Linked DNA regions of Homo sapiens: region 1 is linked to region 2. Evidence: chromatin loops called from intact Hi-C (ENCODE). Cell type or tissue: gastrocnemius medialis. All regions are shown on one strand. Links, peaks and the distances in the headings refer to the core of each region. The heading gives the core; the rest is flanking DNA. Region 1 overlaps PLIN4 (perilipin 4). Region 2 overlaps UBXN6 (UBX domain protein 6).

Region 1 (5,370 bases), core at 60-5,059, 64 kb before region 2:
GTGTCGGGAGCAGGAGAGGGTAAAAAGCTGGGACTTGAACCTGGGTCTCTCCAACTACAGGGCCCAAGGTGCCCACCTGAGCCAAAGCTGGGAGATGTGTTCTGAGAATACAATTTCCGGGCTTCTCAACCTCAGTACTGTGGATATTTGGGGTTGGATCATTCTCTGGGGTGGGGCCATCCTGGGCACTGCAGGGTGCCGAGCAGCATCCCTGGTCTCCACCTACTCCATGCCAGGAGCCTCCCCAAGTTGTGACAACTACAGATGTCTCCAGACATCACCCAGTGCCCCCTGGGGGCAGAATCACCCAGTTGAAAACTACTGAATTAAAATAGCACCTTGGCCGGGCACGGTGGTTCACACCTGTAATCCCAACACTTTGGGAGGCTGAGGCAGGCAGATCAGTTGAGCTCAGGAGTTTGAGACCAGCCTGGCCAACATGGTGAAACCTCATCTCTACTAAAAATACAAAAATTAGCTGGGCATGGTGGTGCACGCCTGTAATACCAGCTACTCAGGAGGCTGAGGCAGAAAAATTACTGAACCCAGGAGGCGGAGACTGCAGTGAGCCGAGATCTCGCCACTGCACTCCAGTCTGGGTGACAGAGTGAGACTCTGTTTCAAAAAACAAACAAACAAAAAAAGTAGCACCTCACAGGTACACCCGAGAGTTAGAACTCCTAGGCCATCATCATCTTCATTCATTTTTGTGTTTTTTAATTTTTTTTTATCTTTTGAGACAGTCTCGCTCTGTCACCCAGGCTGGAGGGCAATGGCACGATCTCGGCTCACTGCAATCTCTGCCTCCTGGGTTCAAGCGATTCTCCTGCCTCAGCCTCCAGAGTAGCTGGGATTACAGGTGCCTGCCACCATGCCTGGCTAATTTTTGTATTTTTAGTAGAGACAGGGTTTCGCCATGTTGGTCAGGCTGGTCTCGAACTCTTGACCTCAGGTGATCCACCTGCCTCGGCCTCCCAAAGTGCTGGGATTACAGGCGTGAGCCACCGTGCCCGGCCTGTTTTTTTTTTTAAAGATGGGGTCTCACCGTTGCCCAGGCTGCTCTTAAACTCGTGGGCTCAAGCAATCCTCCTGCCTTAGCCACCCATAGTGCTGGGATTATAGGCATGAGCCACTGTGCCCAGCCTGAATATATTATTATTATTATCATTATCATTATTATTTGAGACAGAGTTTCGCTCTTTCACCCAGGCTGGAGTGCAGTGGCGCGATCTCGGCTCACTGCAAGCTCCGCCTTCCCGGGTTCATGCCATTCTCCTGCCTCAGCCTCCCGAGTAGCTGGGACTACAGGCGCCCACCACCACACCCGGCTAATTTTTTGTATTTTTTTAGTAGAGACAGGGTTTCACTGTGTTAGCCAGGATGGTCTCGATCTCCTGACCTCGTGATCTGCCCGCCTCGGCCTCCCAAAGTGCTGGGATTACAGGCGTATATCATTATTTTTGAGACAGAATCTCATGTTGTTGCCCAGGCTGGAGTACAGTGGTACGATCATATCTCACTATTGCCTCAACCTCCTGGGCTCAAGCAATCCTCCCACCTCAGCCTCCCAAATAGCTGGGACTACAGGTGTGCCCCCCGCCCAGCCAGTTGTTAAAATTTTGTAGAGACTGGGTCTTGTTTGGTTGCCCAGGTTGATCTTAAACTCCTGGGCTCAAGTGATCCTCCCACCTTGGCCTCCCAACATGCTAGGATTGCAGGCATCAGCCATCACACCCAGCCTGGATATAATGATTTTAATAAGCAATTTAGTCTCCCTGGTGTCCCTGGGACGCCAGGCTCAACATTTGCCATGAATGGAGAATAAGCAAGAGGAACAGAAATGTAACTGTAGGACCTGCGTTGAGTCCAGGCCTGGGGACCCTGGCTGAGTCCAAGCCTAGGACATGCTGTCATGGACGAGGCCTGCCTGCAGCCGGGAAAGGGGGTGCGTGAGAATGGAAGAGGCTGGCGCTGTGAGCTCATGAGGACTTCATCCCGGAGAGCCAGGGTGCCACACCACAGCCCGATGAATGTCTGGCTGACCGGGGTCGGGGTGAGGAGGAAGCAGCTTGCTTTTTGAGGAGGTGGGGCCTCTGGGTGCCTGCAGTTCCTTGCCCCAAAGCACACTAGGGGGCTGGGCTGGCAGACATCGGGGTGGAGTACACCTCTCAGTCCTTCTCTTGATCCACCTGTGTCCTTTCTCAGCAGATGGTGTCCGGGGCCAAAGACCTGGTGTGTTCCAAGATGTCCAGGGCCAAGGATGCCGTGTCCTCCGGGGTGGCCAGCGTGGTGGACGTGGCTAAGGGAGTGGTCCAGGGAGGCCTGGACACCACTCGGTCTGCACTTACGGGCACCAAGGAGGTGGTGTCCAGCGGGGTCACAGGGGCCATGGACATGGCTAAGGGGGCCGTCCAAGGGGGTCTGGACACCTCGAAGGCTGTCCTCACCGGCACCAAGGACACGGTGTCCACTGGGCTCACGGGGGCAGTGAATGTGGCCAAAGGGACCGTACAGGCCGGTGTGGACACCACCAAGACTGTGCTGACCGGCACCAAAGACACAGTGACTACTGGGGTCATGGGGGCAGTGAACTTGGCCAAAGGGACTGTCCAGACTGGCGTGGAAACCTCCAAGGCTGTGCTGACCGGCACCAAAGATGCTGTGTCCACTGGGCTCACAGGGGCAGTGAATGTGGCCAGAGGAAGCATTCAGACCGGTGTGGACACCAGTAAGACTGTCCTAACAGGTACCAAGGACACCGTCTGTAGTGGGGTGACTGGTGCCATGAATGTGGCCAAAGGAACCATCCAGACCGGCGTGGACACCAGTAAGACTGTCCTAACAGGTACCAAGGACACCGTCTGTAGTGGGGTGACTGGTGCCATGAATGTGGCCAAAGGAACCATCCAGACCGGCGTGGACACCAGTAAGACTGTCCTAACAGGTACCAAGGACACCGTCTGTAGTGGGGTGACTGGTGCCATGAATGTGGCCAAAGGAACCATCCAGACCGGCGTGGACACCACCAAGACTGTCCTAACTGGCACCAAGAACACTGTCTGCAGTGGGGTGACCGGTGCCGTGAACTTGGCCAAAGAGGCCATCCAGGGGGGCCTGGATACCACCAAGTCTATGGTCATGGGTACGAAAGACACGATGTCCACTGGGCTCACAGGGGCAGCGAATGTGGCCAAGGGGGCCATGCAAACTGGGCTGAACACAACCCAAAATATCGCAACAGGTACAAAGGACACCGTCTGCAGTGGGGTGACTGGTGCCATGAATTTGGCCAGAGGAACCATCCAGACAGGCGTGGACACCACCAAGATCGTTCTAACTGGTACCAAGGACACTGTCTGCAGTGGGGTCACCGGTGCTGCGAATGTGGCCAAAGGGGCCGTCCAGGGCGGCCTGGACACTACAAAGTCTGTCCTGACTGGCACTAAAGATGCTGTGTCCACTGGGCTCACAGGGGCTGTGAACGTGGCCAAAGGGACCGTCCAGACCGGCGTAGACACCACCAAGACTGTCCTAACCGGCACCAAGGACACCGTCTGCAGTGGGGTGACCAGTGCTGTGAACGTGGCCAAAGGGGCCGTCCAGGGGGGCCTGGACACCACCAAGTCTGTGGTCATAGGTACAAAAGACACGATGTCCACTGGGCTCACGGGGGCAGCGAATGTGGCCAAGGGGGCTGTCCAGACAGGTGTAGACACAGCCAAGACCGTGCTGACCGGCACCAAGGACACAGTGACTACTGGGCTCGTGGGGGCAGTGAATGTCGCCAAAGGGACCGTCCAGACAGGCATGGACACCACCAAAACTGTCCTAACCGGTACCAAGGACACCATCTACAGTGGGGTCACCAGTGCCGTGAACGTGGCCAAGGGGGCTGTGCAAACTGGGCTGAAAACGACCCAAAATATCGCGACAGGTACAAAGAACACCTTTGGCAGTGGGGTGACCAGTGCTGTGAATGTGGCCAAAGGGGCTGCCCAGACAGGTGTAGACACGGCCAAGACCGTGCTGACCGGCACCAAGGACACAGTCACTACTGGGCTCATGGGGGCAGTGAATGTCGCCAAAGGGACTGTCCAGACCAGTGTGGACACCACCAAGACTGTCCTAACTGGTACCAAGGACACCGTCTGCAGTGGGGTGACCGGTGCTGCGAATGTGGCCAAAGGGGCCATCCAAGGGGGCCTGGACACTACAAAGTCTGTCCTGACTGGCACTAAAGATGCTGTGTCCACTGGGCTCACAGGGGCTGTGAAGTTGGCCAAAGGGACTGTCCAGACCGGCATGGACACCACCAAGACTGTGTTAACTGGTACCAAGGATGCTGTGTGCAGTGGGGTGACCGGTGCTGCGAATGTGGCCAAGGGGGCCGTCCAGATGGGTGTAGACACGGCCAAGACCGTGCTGACCGGTACCAAGGACACTGTCTGCAGTGGGGTCACCGGTGCTGCGAACGTGGCCAAGGGTGCTGTGCAAACTGGGCTGAAAACGACCCAAAATATCGCAACAGGTACAAAGAACACCCTTGGCAGTGGGGTGACCGGTGCTGCGAAAGTGGCCAAAGGGGCCGTCCAGGGGGGCCTGGACACTACAAAGTCTGTCCTGACTGGCACTAAAGATGCCGTGTCCACTGGGCTCACAGGGGCTGTGAACTTGGCCAAAGGGACTGTCCAGACCGGCGTGGACACCAGCAAGACTGTCCTGACCGGTACCAAGGACACCGTCTGCAGTGGAGTCACTGGTGCCGTAAATGTGGCCAAAGGGACCGTCCAGACAGGTGTGGACACAGCCAAGACGGTGCTGAGTGGCGCTAAGGATGCAGTGACTACTGGAGTCACGGGGGCAGTGAATGTGGCCAAAGGAACCGTGCAGACCGGCGTGGACGCCTCCAAGGCTGTGCTTATGGGTACCAAGGACACTGTCTTCAGTGGGGTTACCGGTGCCATGAGCATGGCCAAAGGGGCCGTCCAGGGGGGCCTGGACACCACCAAGACAGTGCTGACCGGAACCAAAGACGCAGTGTCCGCTGGGCTCATGGGGTCAGGGAACGTGGCGACAGGGGCCACCCACACTGGCCTCAGCACCTTCCAGAACTGGTTACCTAGTACCCCCGCCACCTCCTGGGGTGGACTCACCAGTTCCAGGACCACAGACAATGGTGGGGAGCAGACTGCCCTGAGCCCCCAAGAGGCCCCGTTCTCTGGCATCTCCACGCCCCCGGATGTGCTCAGTGTAGGCCCGGAGCCTGCCTGGGAAGCCGCAGCCACTACCAAGGGCCTTGCGACTGACGTGGCGACGTTCACCCAAGGGGCCGCCCCAGGCAGGGAGGACACGGGGCTTTTGGCCACCACA
Region 2 (5,370 bases), core at 284-5,283:
CAGGACTGTGGTGCTCGGCGAGGGTCGGGGTGGCCTCTGTCCACGGTCCAGACTTGGACGCTTTCACCGCCCCAGGTATCTGAGCCCAGAGAGGAAGGCTCTGCCCACCTGGCTGTGCCTGGCGTGTACTTCACCTGTCCGCTCACTGGGGCCACCCTGAGGAAGGACCAGCGGGACGCCTGCATCAAGGAGGCCATTCTCTTGGTGAGTGGCACCCTGTGTGCTCCTGCCCCAACCTGTAGCTTCCTGTGCCTGAGCCACCCTCCATCGGAAGCCCAGGTGGTACAGATCCCTCCCAGAGTCCCCAGAGGCCACTGCTAGTAGTGAAGCCCCTCCTCTGATACCCCAAATCCAGGCACACCATTGTGTATGCATCTGTATCTCCTCTCTCCCAACTAGGTGTCTTTTTTTTTTTTTTTGAGATGGAGTCTCACTCTGACACCCAGGCTGGAGTGCAGTGGCGCATTCTCGGCTCACTACAACCTCCGCCTCCTGGATTCAAACGATTCTCGTGCCTCAGCCTCTCAAGTAGCTGGGATTACAGGCACCTGCCACCATGCCTGGCTAATTTTTGTATTTTTAGTAGAGATGGGGTTTCACCATGTTGGCCAGGCTGGTCTCGAACTTTTGCCTCAAGTGATCAACCCGCCTCAGCCTCCCAAAGTGCTAGGATTACAGACGTGAGCCACCACGCGTGGCCTGGTTGTTTTTCATAAAAGGTTAAGTATTATTTGCTTCAATACAGAAAGAACTTCCTACAAAATTAGCCAGGCATGGTGGCACATGCCTGTAATCCCAGCTACTCGGGAGGCTGAGGCAAGAGAATTGCTTGAATCCAGGAGGCAGAGGTTGTGGTGAGCCGAGATAGCGCCATTGCACTCCAACCTGGGCAACAAGAGCAAAACTCCATCTCAAAAAATAAAAACGTCCACAGCATTTTTTTCCAATACAGCAAGTCCTCACTTAACACCATCAATAGGTTCTCAGAAACTTCGGCTTTAGCCTGGGCAACATGGCAAAACCCTGTCTCTGCCAAAAACAAAAAAAAATAGCTGGGCATGGTGGCGTGCACCTGCAGTCCCTGCTACTCAGAAGGCTGAGGTGGGAGGATTGCTTCAGCCTGGGAGGTAGAGGCTGCAGTGAGCTGTAATCATGCCACTGCACACCAGCCTGGGTGACAAGTGAGACCCTTTCTCAGAAAATAGTAAGTGGCTGGGCGCGGTGGCTCTTGCCTGTAATTCCAGTGCTTTGGGAGGCTGAGGCAGGTGGATCACCTGAGGTCAGAAGTTCCAAGACCAGCCTGGTCAACATAGTGAAACCCCCTATCTACTAAATATACAAAAATTAGCCAGGCGTGGTGACAGGCGCCTGTAATCCCAGCTACTCAGGAGACTGAGGCAGGAGAATCGCTTGAACCTGGGAGGTGGAGGTTGCAGTGAGCCCAGATCACGCCATTGAGCTCCAGCGTGGACACTGGGTGACAAGAGCGAAACTTCATCTTAAAAACAAAACAAAACAAAATAGTAATAGTTCCATAGACTCTCCAGACTCACACCCACTCCAGCAGTGTGTGCAAAAGCACCCGTGTCCCCATCCTCTCACCATACTGTAAATCACCAAACTTTGATCTTTACGCCTGTTGGTAGGTGAAAATAACATCTCAGGATAGAGTTAATTTGCACTTTCCTTATTTTGGATTGGCCATGTTTCATATGAGAATGCGTCCTTTCTACATTATTTAGTAGATAGTTTGTCTTTTTATTAGTGATTTGTAGGCACTCTTTTTTTTTTTTTTTTTTTTTTTTTTTTGAGACAGAGTCTCGCTCTGTCGCCCAGGCTGGAGTGCAGTGGCGCCATCTCTGCTCACTGCAAGCTCCGCCTACGAGGTTCACACCATTCTCCTGCCTCAGCCTCCCGAGTAGCTGGGACCACAGGCGAACCGCCACCACGCCCAGCTGATTCTTTGTATTTTTAGTAGAGACGGGGTTTCACCATGTTAGCCAGGATGGTCTCGATCTCCTGACCTCGTGATCCGCCCGCCTCGGCCTCCCAAAGTGCTGGGATTACAGGCGGGAGCCACCGTGCCCGGCAGCACTCTTTACATATTAGGCAATTTAGGCTTTTGCCTATGATATGAGTTGCACATGTTTCCCTCTAGTTGCTTCTATGTTGGCTCTGCTTATGGTCACTTTGCTGTGTAGGATTTTTTGATCTCTGTATAATTAAATGTGTCAGTTTTAGTTCATGGCTTTTGGGTTTGGGGTCATTCTTAGAAATGCCTTCCCCATTTCCATGCTGAGAGAATTCTTTTGTGGCCTCTCCAGTGCTTTTTTTTTTTTTTTTTTTGAGACAGAGTCTTGCTGTCACCAGGCTGGAGTGCAGTGGTGCAATCTCAGCTCACTGCAACCTCTGCTTCCCGGGTTCAAGCAATTCACCTGCCTCAGCCTCCCAAGTAGCTGGGACTACAGGTGCACGCCACCACACCCGGGCTAACTTTTGTATTTTAGAGATGAGGTTTCACCATGTTGGCCGGGATGGTCTCGCTCTCCTAATCTCGTGATCCGACCGCCTCGGCCTCCCAAAGTGCTGGGATTCCAGGCATGAGCCACCGTGCCCGGCCTCCAGAGCTTTTCTTCTGGCTTCTCCTTGACTGCTTGCTTGTTTCCATGGTTGAAGCTTTGATCCAGCTGGAGCATGTTATTATGTAACATGGTGGGATGGAGCTGATGTAATTTTTTTTTTAGATCTTGGCTCAGCTTTCTTCTCAGCCCCACCTGTCGAGAGCACCTGTCTTTTGCTTACAGCTGTGAAATCCCACCTTTCTCACAAAGTACATTCCTGTATGGATTTGGACCCCTTCCTGGCTGCTGTTCCTTCGTCCCTTGTCTGTGCATGTACCCAGCTCCTGACCTAAGCCTGGCAGCCAGTCGCCCAAAACGCCCGAGGCCCGCTTTTGGAGCTGACACGCTTCCCTTGGCTGGTGTGCTGTCCCGGGCGCTCTGATCCCAAGGAAGCTGTTGTCTTGGGGACATGCCCATCTGGCAGCTCTGCCTCTCTGCATCCACGTGCTCTGTCCCGCTCCCCACATCATCTCAGCAACTAAACCGGCAGACTGGGCCGGGTCCCAATTTTCAGTTGGCATGAGCCCCGGCTCAGTGTGTAGGTCATTGGTCCGTGTGACGCAGGGGGCTGCTGAGGGACCCTGCTGTGCAGTTGAGGGTGGGGGGTGGTGGGTGGAGCTCTGGGCTGCCTGGGCAGGTGGCCCGAATCCTGACACATGGCCCTGGGCTGCCCTTCTGTTCACCCGCCCTCGTCTGGGCAGCCCAGGGAGGTGCGGGTGGCAGCCCTGCTTCCCAGGCCATGGGTGGCTCTCTGGGTGTGGCCGTGTGTGATGGCTGTGCCGAGCGTGGATTTGTGCCCCAATCTTTTCCAGGTCTTAGGGTACGTACTGTTCTCAGCCTCTCCATGCTGGGACGCTGTTCGCAGTCAGCAGGGCTGGTTCTGGGAAACCCCCAGAGTTCCAGCTATGACTTCTCCCCTCCCCCGGTAACATAGGTGGATAGGTGGGACCTCGGGGAGGGGCAGGGGCTGGGGGTATCCGTCTTCCAGCTATTGAGTTTCAGACATTGAGGGTTGCAGACTCATTTGTGTCCTCTCTGCCACCTGCCATCCCTGTGACCCTGGACGATGGGCCTCTCGGTCTCTTTGTAAACATGAGGCCCGGGAGTGGTTCCAGAACGTCCATCATGGGGCTGCGAGAGCAGGAGGGATGGGGCGTCCATGGTGGCGGGAGGTTCTGTAAGTGGCGGTGGCCTTGATGGATCTCAGCACTGAGGTCGAGTTCTAAAGCCAGAGTGTGAGGCACAGTTCTGTCGCGTCACACTGGCTTCCAAGTCCCATGGATCTAGCCTTGAGAAGGCGGAAGGGGAGACTTGAGTTCTGCTGGGTCTTGGCTGCGTCGCCTCTGCCCTGGGGCGTGGGCAGGGCTGCGGTCTTGGAGGGTCTCTCTTTTCCTTTCTGTGATGAGCGCACAGCTGGGGCCGCTCCAAGCCGCTGTTCTGCCTTCCTTTTCCTGCCCCTGTTACCTGGGCAGCGGAGGGCCGTGCGGCCCGGGCTCTCAGTGAGTGGCTTTCCCTGCTTCCCTCCTCCCAGCACTTCTCCACCGACCCAGTGGCCGCCTCCATCATGAAGATCTACACGTTCAACAAAGACCAGGACCGGGTGAAGCTGGGTGTGGACACCATTGCCAAGTGAGCGTGTGGCCCCTTTGCCCTGCCTGGCCCCTCCAGCTCATCCCAGCACCCCTCCCACTGGGGCTGTCACCCCCTCTGGCCCCCTCATTACCTGCTGAGGTGGGTTGGGAAGGAGCATAGGCCGAGAGTGAGGCAGCTCCACCCAGAGGCCTCAGGCAAAGGGCTGGGCCTCCTTGGGCCTCAGTTTACCCGTGTGCAAAATGAAGGTGTTGAAGGAATCAGGGGTTTCCCACCCTGGCTTCCTTGGGGAACATGTGGAGGAGGCAGGGTCCCACCCCACTCCCCGGGTCTCAGGATCGGGGGCAGGCCTGGAGGTCCACGCTGCCCGCCAACGCCGAGGGAGCACCCCGCAGGAGCCCCCTGCTGGCACTGCGGCCCTTCAGCTCTGGCTCTCCACTCTTCCGGCACTGTGGCTTCCCCACCGCTGTGGTTAATTGTGCCCTTCCAGGGCTGGTGGGACGGTGAGGGGTTCCGTGGGGCTCCTGCTGGCACCAGGGGTGGGCTCCATGGGGTGTCCGAGGTGTGCCTTCCACCCGGAGATGGTCTGCTGCCCTCGCGTCACTGGGCCGCTTCTTCCCTCTGACTAGAGGCCAAGTGTGGCTGAGCTGCTGTTACCTGGAGCAGGAGGCACAGAGGGGCCGGGTGGGCAGCCTGGGCTGTGCCCCACTCACCTTCTCCACCTACCCCAGGTACCTGGACAACATCCACCTGCACCCCGAGGAGGAGAAGTACCGGAAGATCAAGCTGCAGAACAAGGTGTTTCAGGTGGGCGTGCCTTCTGGCCCCCGGGGCCCAGGCTGGGGGTGGGGGCAGCTGGCCTGCAGGAGCCGGTGGTGGCCCACACCAGGCGGTGGGCTCCCTGGAGGAGCTAGCGAGAGTTGAGCCACAAGCAGTGAAGGGTTCGGCCAGTAGAAGGTAGCAGGACAAGATGGAGAGCAAGACTTTTATGCACCGGTCACCCCAAATCAACAAATTCTGCCTCTCCTCACCTGCATCCTTTTCCTCCTCTTCAGCTGGGCTTGTTTGGGAACATGTCGACTCTGGGGAGGTTTCTCATGCAAACCAGATGTCTGGTTCTTCTGGGGGAAAGGGCAGGGACTGGGGTCCTGGGCGGTGT

The links. Peaks named below come from ENCODE experiments on the same cell type or tissue, not always from the same donor. Only the 100,000 strongest peaks of a DNase experiment are listed, where the experiment ranks them.
Region 1: a loop joins it to region 2, with 12 times the contacts of the local background. A loop is called at or near these places in 3 of 110 quality-filtered maps.

Annotation. Positions count from the first base shown.
Region 1 is chr19:4,510,540-4,515,909 of GRCh38, reverse strand. PLIN4 (perilipin 4) reads left to right here. Exons shown (of 8, transcript NM_001367868.2): 5 at 2,209-5,370. Among named protein-coding and RNA genes, the nearest start is that of PLIN4, 5.3 kb to the left of the region's middle. In gastrocnemius medialis, for the core only: no CTCF peak of the experiment used is centred there; DNase peaks (open chromatin) are centred at 2,475, 3,691, 4,066 and 4,781; H3K27ac peaks cover 4,488 bases.
Region 2 is chr19:4,447,198-4,452,567 of GRCh38, reverse strand. UBXN6 (UBX domain protein 6) reads left to right here. Exons shown (of 11, transcript NM_025241.3): 4 at 76-204; 5 at 4,153-4,250; 6 at 4,943-5,018. It also overlaps a transcript of CHAF1A not described here. Among named protein-coding and RNA genes, the nearest start is that of MIR4746, 3.9 kb to the right of the region's middle. In gastrocnemius medialis, for the core only: a CTCF peak has its summit at 3,314; DNase peaks (open chromatin) are centred at 3,157 and 3,682; H3K27ac peaks cover 4,038 bases.